Regions from separate parts of the Homo sapiens genome. Here region 1 is linked to region 2. A link is an interaction called in ENCODE POLR2A ChIA-PET data of the cell type or tissue named here. Cell type or tissue: MCF 10A. All regions are shown on one strand. Region 1 has its middle 8.3 kb from the start of APMAP. Region 2 has its middle 16 kb from the start of ENTPD6.

What was found. Peaks named below come from ENCODE experiments on the same cell type or tissue, not always from the same donor. Only the 100,000 strongest peaks of a DNase experiment are listed, where the experiment ranks them.
Region 1: POLR2A ChIA-PET joins it to region 2 with 24 read pairs; 4 of 35 experiments call an interaction of 5 or more read pairs at or near these places.

Annotation. Positions count from the first base shown.
Region 1 is chr20:24,998,579-25,003,578 of GRCh38, forward strand. No RefSeq gene overlaps it. Among named protein-coding and RNA genes, the nearest start is that of APMAP, 8.3 kb to the left of the region's middle. In MCF 10A, no CTCF peak of the experiment used is centred here; a DNase peak (open chromatin) is centred at 1,953.
Region 2 is chr20:25,177,167-25,182,166 of GRCh38, forward strand. No RefSeq gene overlaps it. Among named protein-coding and RNA genes, the nearest start is that of ENTPD6, 16 kb to the right of the region's middle. In MCF 10A, a CTCF peak has its summit at 2,149; DNase peaks (open chromatin) are centred at 1,015 and 1,965.

The DNA.
Region 1 (5,000 bases), 180 kb before region 2:
GCCCTCCAGAGAGCAGGGTGGGTGAGGACACCCTCATTTCCTCACTCTGATGCTTGTGAGCCAAGGCAGCAGGCAGGAGGATTTTCGTGTCCCACATAGTTCTTGCCTTCTTCATAGGTCTGCCCTGTGCCTTCATAGCAGTTTATTCCCCTCCCTCCACTGCAGAACTCCAGAGCCTGAGCCAGCGCCTCCATTCCCTGCCTTTCTCCACCAGGCCAAAGCTCTGTTCTTCCCACACATCAGCTAGGTCAGTGTGACGTCTGTTCACTCTTCATTCTACAGATACCACTGGGCACTTTCACATGCTGGGCACTGCTATAGGCACTGGGGATTTGGATTGGTGTTATTCGCCGTGTTTATCAGTATGTGACTGCAGACGCAAGCTCTGAACACTCTCGCTTTCACTTCAGTAAGTGTCACAGAGCTCCTAAGTCTTTATAGGGAAGCAAATCATTTATGAACTCACAGGAGGAAGGTCTCCTGAACTCAGTAACTGACTTAAAGCATTTGCGTTTTCTCAGGGGCCAAGTTTCTCGCTCCACTCTTTGTTTACATGCACACACCAGAGAGGCAACCCTAAGGAGATGAACACCTTCTCCTTCCCTTCCCATGGCTCAGGTCCTGCTTCTCCAGTTTCCTTCCTCCGAGTGCCCTATGCCAGGAGGCCATGACAGTGTTGGGCTCCATAATGAGAGTGTGGGTACCTTCACAATGGCAGCAACTGGACTCAGAGGCATTCCATGGAAGGGAAAAGGAGCTGCGTATGCCAGGCAGCAGAGGCAAAGGCTTCAACCGGGCATCATGAATTGTGGCTGTGCTTTATAGTGTCACCCCAGAGGGGCTGAACTTTAAGACAGTGGCTCTCAACTTTGGCTGCATGTTGGAATCATCTGGAAAGATGCCTACGTGACACCCCAGAAATTCTGGTATCACTGGTCTGGGGTACTGCTTGTGCATTGGGAGTTTTAAAATACTTTTAAAAACTAAATTTGCAACAGATTAGCACTTTAAAAGCAAATAGGAAATAGAGAAATACGTAGAGCATTCCAATTTGGGGAACCTGAGTCCAGTGTCTCTGAGACTGGAGACCTTGGAGAATCACTGCCACCACCAATTTGTACTGGGGACCTGAGGGACTGCCCGCCTGCAGAAGACACCTGAGAGGCAGCTCTGGGCTGGGAGGGGCTGCAGGGATGCAGGTGAGACGCTGACGAAACACCCCTCTCCTCTGCTGGGCTGGGACTCTGCAAGGCTGTGATTTAGCCATGGGACACAGATTATGATCAGGAATGGGTGGGGGTGGCATCTGAAATGCTGATGTTTTGTATCATGACCTTGGAGGGGGTTACCTGGGTTTTGTTTTATATCAGCTTGTTTAGCTGCATATTTATGTACACTTTTCTATGTAAGTTTGTACACTTGTACACTTTTCTGTATAAGTTTGTTATATTCCATCCCCTCCCCAAAAGTCTAAAAAATAAAACAAAAACAAAAACACCTGTTGCCTAGCTTGAAAGTTCTCTCTATCCAGGTCCCTATCTTAAGTTGAAATAAAACTTAGGCTTAGTCAGTGATCTCCAAACACTGGTTGACTGGACCAGGGCCTGGCTGACTGTGCAAAACACCTGGGGAGTTGTTAGAATTTACAGATTTGAAGACCCCAGCCTCCTGAGAGTGGAAGGAGTTGAAACAGCATGGGACTGGGAAAAAGCACTGGACTAGAAGTAGGGTTTGCTTCTGGTTTGAGCTGTGAGGCACACTGTGGGCTGCCTGCCAGCATCATGTGCCTCTTCTGACATGCTGGCAGAACCTGTTTTTGTTGAGATAAACGTCCTCCACGTGGGCCAGTGTTCTAATGGAAGTGAGTGCCAGGGTTAGAGGTGGGTTCCGGTTGGTCTAACCCAGTGCTTCCCAACCAAGGGCCATTTTGTCCACCAGGGGACATTTGTCAATGTCTGGCAACAATTTTTATGATCATGACTAGGTAGGATGCTACTGGCATCTGTGGGGGGAAGGCCAGAGATGCTGCTAAACATCAGTGGAACATTATGCAATATTTTCCATTTAGATGATGACTAATTAGATAGACTCACACTCCCAAAGGGGACAACAATGAACAAAATATTTAAAGCATTTGCTTGAAGAAATCGGAGAGCCTGAAACTGGTGTGGAATTGCTGGACCAGGATCTGGGAACAACAGAGACCCAGGATGATGAGCCTGGTGTGTAACCACTTTTGTTTTTTTACACAAGGTCTTGCTCTGTTGCCCAGGCTGGAGTGCAGTGGCACAATCAGGGCTCACTGCAGCCTCAGCCTCCCAGGTTCAGATGATCCTTCTGCCTCAGCCCTCTGAGTAGCTGGGACTGCAGGCATGTGCCACCATGCCCAGCTAATTTTTTTTTTAATTTTAGTAGAGATGTTTAGTAGAGGTCTATGTTGCCCAGGCTGGTCTCGAACTCCTGAGCTCAACCAGTCCTCCTGCCTTGGCCTCCCAAAGTGCTGGAATTACAGGTATGAGCCACCGCACCTGGCCTTGTAGCCATTTTTCCCCTGGGTGTGTATGCAGCCTCCACAGGAGAAAGTTGAGATGCCAAGCCATATTTCTTTTTTTTCCTTTTCTTCTTTTTTTTTTTTATTATACTTTAAGTTCTAGGGTACATGTGCACAATGTGCAGGTTTGTTACATATGTATACATGTGCCATGTTGGTGTGCTGTACCCCTTAACTTGTCGTTTACATTAGGTATATCTCCTAATGCTATCCCTCCCCCCACCCCACAACAAGCCCCAGTGTGTGATGTTCCCCACCCTGTGTCCAAGTGTTCTCATTGTTCAATTCCCACCTATGAGTGAGAACATGCGGTCTTTGGTTTTCTGTCCTTGCGATAGTTTGCTCAGAATGATGGTTTCCAGTTTCATGCATGTCCCTACAAAGGACATGAACTCATCCTTTTTTATGGCTGCATAGTATTCCAAGGTGTATATGTGCCACATTTTCTTAATCGAGTCTATCATTGATGGACATTTGGGTTGGTTCCAAGTCTTTGCTATTGTGAATAGTGCCACAATAAACATACGTGTGCATGGGTCTTTATAGCAGCATTATTTATAATCCTTTGGGTATATGCCCAGTAATCAGATGTCTGGGTCAAATAGTATTTCTAGTTCTAGATCCTTGAGGAATCACCACACTGACTTCCACAATGGTTGAACTAGTTTACAGTCCAACCAACAGTGTAAAAGTGTTCCTATTTCTCCACATCCTCTCCAGCATCTGTTTTTTCCTGACTTTTTAATGATCGCCATTCTAACTGGTGTGAGTTGATATCTCATTGTGGTTTTGATTTGCATTTCTCTGATGACCAGTGATGATAAGCATTTGTTCACGCGTCTGTTGGCTGCATAAATATCTTCTTTTGAGAAGTGTCTGTTCATATCCTTCACCCACTTGTTGTTGGGGTTGTTTGATTTTTTTCTTGTAAATTTGTTTAAATTCTTTGTAGATTCTGGATATTAGCCCTTTGTCAGATGGGTAGATTGTAAAAATTTTCTCCCATTCTGTAGGTTGCCTGTTCATTCTGATGGTAGTTTCTTTTGCTGTGCAGAAGCTCTTTAGTTTAATTAGATCCCATTTGTCAATTTTGGCTTTTGTTGCCATTGCTTTTGGTGTTTTAGTCATGAAGTCTTTGCACATGCCTATGGGCTGAATGGTATTGCCTGGGTTTTCTTCTAGGGTTATTATGGTTTTAGGTCTAACATTTAAGTCTTTAATCCATCTTGAATTAATTTTTGTATAAGGTGTAAGGAAGGGATCCAGTTTCAGCTTTCTACATATGGCTAGCCAGTTTTCCCAGCACCATTTATTAAATAGGGACTCCTTTCCCCATTTCTTGTTTTTGCCAGGTTTGTCAAAGATCAGATAATTGTAGATGTGTGGTATTATTTCTGAGGGCTCTGTTCTGTTCCATTGGTCTATATCTCTGTTTTGGTACCAGTACTATGCTGTTTTGGTTACTGTAGCCTTGTAGTATAGTTTGAAGTCAGGTAGCGTGATGCCTCCAGCTTTGTGCCAAGCTGTATTTCTAACAGCTCTTTGTGAATGAGTGAGTTCAGGGACATATTTTATAAGATTCCTCCTGAGTCCTGAGATGCAGCCCGAGTTGTCTGTCACACCAGCTGACTCAGTCAAATACTTGTATTGGTTCTTGCTCCTTCCCTGTTCCATACCCCTCATTCCTCACATTTGTTCCTAGAATCACATCCGTAAGTAATGTACCTGCATGCAAGCCTTTATATCAGGCTCTGCTTTCCAGGCAACCCAGGCTAAGGCAGCAAGAGATACAGAAATTAGAATTGTGAGAAATTTCATCATATGGGAAGTTGGGGTCCTCAACAAAAGAAGAGAGAATAGGCAAAAATGATATTTAAAGAGATAATGGTTGAGATATTTCCAAAATGATACAGACATCAATACAGATCTAAGAAGTCCTGCAGAACCCAAGCAAGATTAAAAAAAAAAAGTCAACAAAAAATAAAACTGCAAAAACCAAAGACAAGGAGAAATATCAAGAGCAGCCAAAGGAAAAGTGGTAGATTAACTTTAAATGACCATTTGTTAGTTTGACAGCCAACTACTCAACAGAAACATGGGAAAACAGATACCAATGGAAATGAGATCGTTGTAGTGCTGAAAAAAATAATTAACAGGCTAGAGTTATACACCCAGTCAAAATATCCTTTAAGAGTGATCATGAAATAAATACTTCCAAGTAGACAAAAACTGAATGAATTTCTTATCAGCAGACCTTTATTAAAAGAAATGACAAAAGTCCTTTCAGGCAGAAGGTAAATTATTCCAAATGGAAGTTTGGAGGTATAGAAGAGATACCAAAAAATGATAAATATATGGGTAAATCTAAGTTAATATTGTCTATATAGAACAATAATAAGATGCATACAACTATAATAATACTACCTTGTAGAATTAAAATAGAGAGAAA
Region 2 (5,000 bases):
TGGTAGAGAAAGGGTTTCACCGTGTTGTCCAGACTAGTATCAAACTCCTGAGCTCAGGCGATCTGCTTGCCTCGGCCTCCCAAAGTGCTGGAATTACAGGCATGAGACACCGTGTCCAGCCCTGGCAAGTCTTTTGTGCCTCAGTCTTCTCATCTGTAAAATGAAGATAATAATAATTATCTCAGGAATTGATTTAAATAGTGCAGTTACCAAAGTCAAGAAACCTGGCAGACACTGTCTTAACTAAGTGATCAAAGTTAACATCACCAACAAGGAGACATATTGACATCACAGGCCTCCTGACAAGATGCATTACTTCTGTGGCATTACCACCGAAAATGTATAATCTGAATTTAATCATGAATAAACATCAAACAGACTCAAACTGAGAGGAATTCTACAAAGTAACTGGCTCGTACTCTTCAAAAATGGCAAGGCCGTGACATATACAGAAAACCCGAGGAACTCTTCCACGTTGTAGACAACTAAATGCAGCGTGGGATCCAGAAGGCAGTCCTGGGGCAGAAAGGATGGGGGAAAAGGAAAGAAATTTTTGGTTCTGTTTTGTTTTTGCTCTGAAAGACAGGACTGGTACAGTCAGTGAAACTTTGGATGCATCGATTGGATGGCTGTGTTGTGTCAGTGCTAAATTTCTGGTTTTGATGAGGGGACTGTGGCTGTGTAGGGGAGTGTAGGAGCCTAGGAAGAAGACGGACTCTCCAGAGGGAGAGGGCCAGGCCCAGTTAATAACTGTAGTTATTAAACTCTGGAGCAATTGCTGTCTGCCCCACACAGTCTATGATTATAGATAGTCTTGTTGCTTAACTGCTCAGCAGACAGATGCTTGATTCCTGGGGCCATTGCATATTTGTAACACCTAGGAGGTCTAAAATATTGGCAGGCAAGTTTGTTTATCCAACACTGAATGAGATCTGGATTTGCCAGTCACTGTGCCAAGCACAGGGAAGCAAAGGGACCTGAGGCCCAGACCCAGGCCTTTGTAGAATGTGCCCATTCCAGCAGGAGTGGCTGGAGGGCTCCCCACAGATAAGGACAGGATGGGGTGCTCTGTGCCAACTGGTGAAATGAGAACAACCGCAGGAATGCAGAGGAGGAAAAGGAATGTGTGTGGAAAAAAGACAAATGACACGGAGAAGTAGTAAGAGCAGAAAGACCCTGTTTAACGTGACCTTCAATGCATTTTCTTTGAGATGAGTGTGGGCTTGCCTGAAAAGGTGAGAAGACAAGATATGTTCAAGGCATTCAGCCATGATGGCACCATTACACTCCAACCTGGGCAACAGAGCAAGACCCGATCTCTGAGGGAAAAGAAAAAAAAAGAAAAAAGAAAAAAAAAAAATATATATATATATAATAATGACTTTTCTGTATTTAATTCATAAGTGAGAGGCTTCCAAACTTACCTTAAAAATGCACTATGTCAAGGCACAGTCTCTCACTTTTGACAGAACTTGTGAGGAAAATGCGAGCTGCAAAATGTTTTCCTGTCTGAGCCTCCTCTTCACGATGGGAATGCAGTGCTCAGGGAAACACATCCCAGCTCCATGAGAGAAGGGAGGGAGTAGACTAGTATGCTCTGAGCTCCCTTTCTGCTCCAAAACTCTAAGATTCCATGAGTTAGGGTGTCAGTGACCCTCCCCCAGTGGCCCTCAGACCCTAGCTTTCCAGCACCAACTCCAGTCAGCTCCAACTGCCTGTATCTCATCTCTGGGCCCGAAGGCTCTTTCAAGAACTTGAGTGTGCAGCAGGTCAGATATGCAGAGGGAATAGCACTCAACAATAACTGACAGGACCCAGTGTATAAACACTCCAGCACCCTCCTGCCTCAGGCTCAAAGCATTATGACTTATGACTCAAGGCATTGAGTCATCATTTGTAATAGAAAAACTTGGAAATATATGGCAAGATATGTAATAGCCACACAACACCTCTCTCTTCCTTTGGAGTGCAGTGGTGCAATCACAGCTCATTGCAGCTTCTCCAGCCTCAGCCTCTCCAGTAGCTAGAGGTCTTGCTATGTTGCCCAGCCGGTCTTGAAATCCTAGGCTCATGTGAACCTCCTCCTTGACCTCCCAAACTTCTGGGATTACAGGCGTGAGCCATGGTGCCAGGCCAAAAAAAAAATGTGTAGACAGCCCCAGCCTCCTCCTTGTGATACTATACTGCCGCCTAATGTCCTCTCAACAAATGACACCAAATACATTCTCCACGTGGATTCAGAAATTGTATAAACAAGGTTGAAGTTGAAACATTTTATTGTGATAGGAAAACATTTTGGAAACCAGTCTGCACATATGCACGTATGCTTGTGCATTTATGAAGTATATCTGGAGAACACAAATAAGCTGTTAACAGCAGATGCCTCCAGGAAAGGGAACTGGCAGGCTGAGAAATCTACCAAAATCATGGTGATGACGATGGTGATGACGTTATTTTGTATCTTTTAAATTTTGAGGCATACAATGTCCTGCTAATTGAAAAAAATTTTTAACTTAAAAAAACATTTATTAAATGTTGACGCTATGATGACTAAGGGGCCATCTTTTCTTCATTCATTGATTAGTGTTCTTAACAAATACTTACTGAATGCTTCCTGTGAGGGGGGCACTGTTTGGAGGAAAAACAGTGAGGAAGACACGCTCCCACCCTCCTGGAGCAGAGATGCTCAGAGGACTGCCCGGGACACCGCATGGTGAAGGTGGCCGAGCCCACGGCCTGGGTCTTAGGCTGGCCGGCCACGTGGAGCGGCACCCACCCAGCCCTGCTGCCGTGAGTCAGTGCCGTGGGGAGCAATCGCATGCATGGGCTTCAGACCTGCATTGGGCCTCTTTATTTGGGCACTTCAGCCTTATCCTAATTAATATGACACTTCACAAGCAGCATATAAGGGACATTTTATTCACCCAGCAGGTGCAGCACACACATTCTTCTCCAGTACCATGGAAAACTTGCAAAAAGTTACAAAGAGGGATACAAAGCTCATGTCAACAACCTCCACAGAGTGGATATCAGAGATGACACTCCCTGGCCCACAGCTCAATCAAGTGAGAATTCACTGATTAAAAGGTAAATTTAGAAATTAATTCAAAAATTTAAAAATGTTTCTTTTTTAATCTTTTTTTAAAGTTTATTAGCAATCTAAAAAAATACTGGTTATTTTTTTGACTTAAAGAAACCACTAACTTGCTAATCTCTAGGACATACAAGTTCCATTTATGGTCATGAACTTCATAGTAGGCCAAATGTAGGATTTAAAATCCAAGAAACAAAAAAAAAATTATAGAATTTTAACCTCACAATTATTTGAATGTCATTTTGGAAAAGTGCTACCTGAGACGCAGACACTGAGGACATACCTGTATGTACATGTTGGTCCTGACCTCCACCTCCCTTTGTACTCACACTAAGAAGTACCCCAGTTACTAGAGTAAACAGAATAGAAGGAAAGAAGCTGTGAATAATTACTTATGAGAAAGGGGACACGACCATGGCACAGGTGCTTCCTAACTCGTACTGTGACATACTCTCTCTTCAAAAACTGTCCTTAAATGTTTGAGGTGATGTATATCCTAGTTACCCTGATCTGATCATTACACATTGTACATATGTATCAAAATATCACATGTACCTCAAAAATACATAAAACTATGATATAGCAAGTTTTTTTAATACGTTAAGTTCTAGGGTACATGTGCACAACGTGCAGGTTTGTTACATAGGTATACATGTGTCATGTTGGTTTGCTGCACCCATTAACTTGTCATTTATATTAGGTATTTCTCCTAATGCTATCCCTCTCCCTGCCCCCTTCCCCACAACAGGTCCCAGTGTGTGATGTTCCCCACCCTGTATCCAAGTGTTCTCATTGTTCACTTCCCACCTATGAGTGAGAACATGCGGTGTTTGGTTTTCTGTGCTTGCAATAGTTTGCTCAGAATGATGGTTTCCAGCTTCATCCATGTGCCTGCAAAGGACATGAACTCATCATTTTTTATGGCTGCGTAGTATTCCATGGTGTACATGTGCCACATTTTCTTAATCCAGTCTATCATTGATGGACATTTGGGTTAGATCCAAGTCTTTGCTATTGTGAATAGTGCCTCAATAAACATAAGTGTGCATGTGTCTTTATAGTAGCATGATTTATAATCCTTTGGGTATATACCCAGTAATGGGATCGCTGAGTCAAATGGTATTTCTAGTTCTAGATCCTTGAGGAATTGCCACACTGTCTTCCACAATGGTTGAACTAGCTTACACTCCTACCAACAGTGTAAGTGTTCCTAGTTCTCCACATCCTCTCCAGCATCTGTTGTTTCCTGACTTTTTAATGATCGCCATTCTAACAGGTGTGAGATGTTATCTCATTGTGGTTTTGATTTGCATTTCTCTGATGACCAGTGATGATGAGCATTTTTTCATGTGTCTGTTGGTTGCATAAATGTCTTCTTTTGAGAAGTGTCTGTTCATATCCTTTGCCCACTTTTTGATAAGTTTGTTTTTATTCTTGTAAATTTGTTTAAGTTATTTGTAGATTCTGGATATTAGCCATATGTCAGATGGGTAGATTACAAAAATTTTCTCCCATTTTGTAGGTTGCCTGTTCACTCTGATAATAGTTTCTTTTGCTGTGCAGAAGCTCTTTAGTTTAATTAGATCCCATTTGTCAATTTTGGCTTTTGTTGTCATTGCTTTTGGTGTTTTAGTCATGAAGTCCTTGCCCATGCCTATGTCCTGAATGGTATTGCCTAGGTTTTCTTCTAGGGTTTTTATGGTTTTAGGTCTAACATTTAAGTCTTTAATCCATCTTGAATTAATTTTTTGTATAAGGTGTAAGGAAGGGACCCAGTTTCAGCTTTCTACATATGGCTAGCCAGTTTTCCCAGCACCATTTATTAAATAGAGAATCTTTTCCCCATTTCTTGTTTTTGTCAGGTTTGTCAAAGATCATATGGCTGTAGATGTGTGGTGTTATTTCT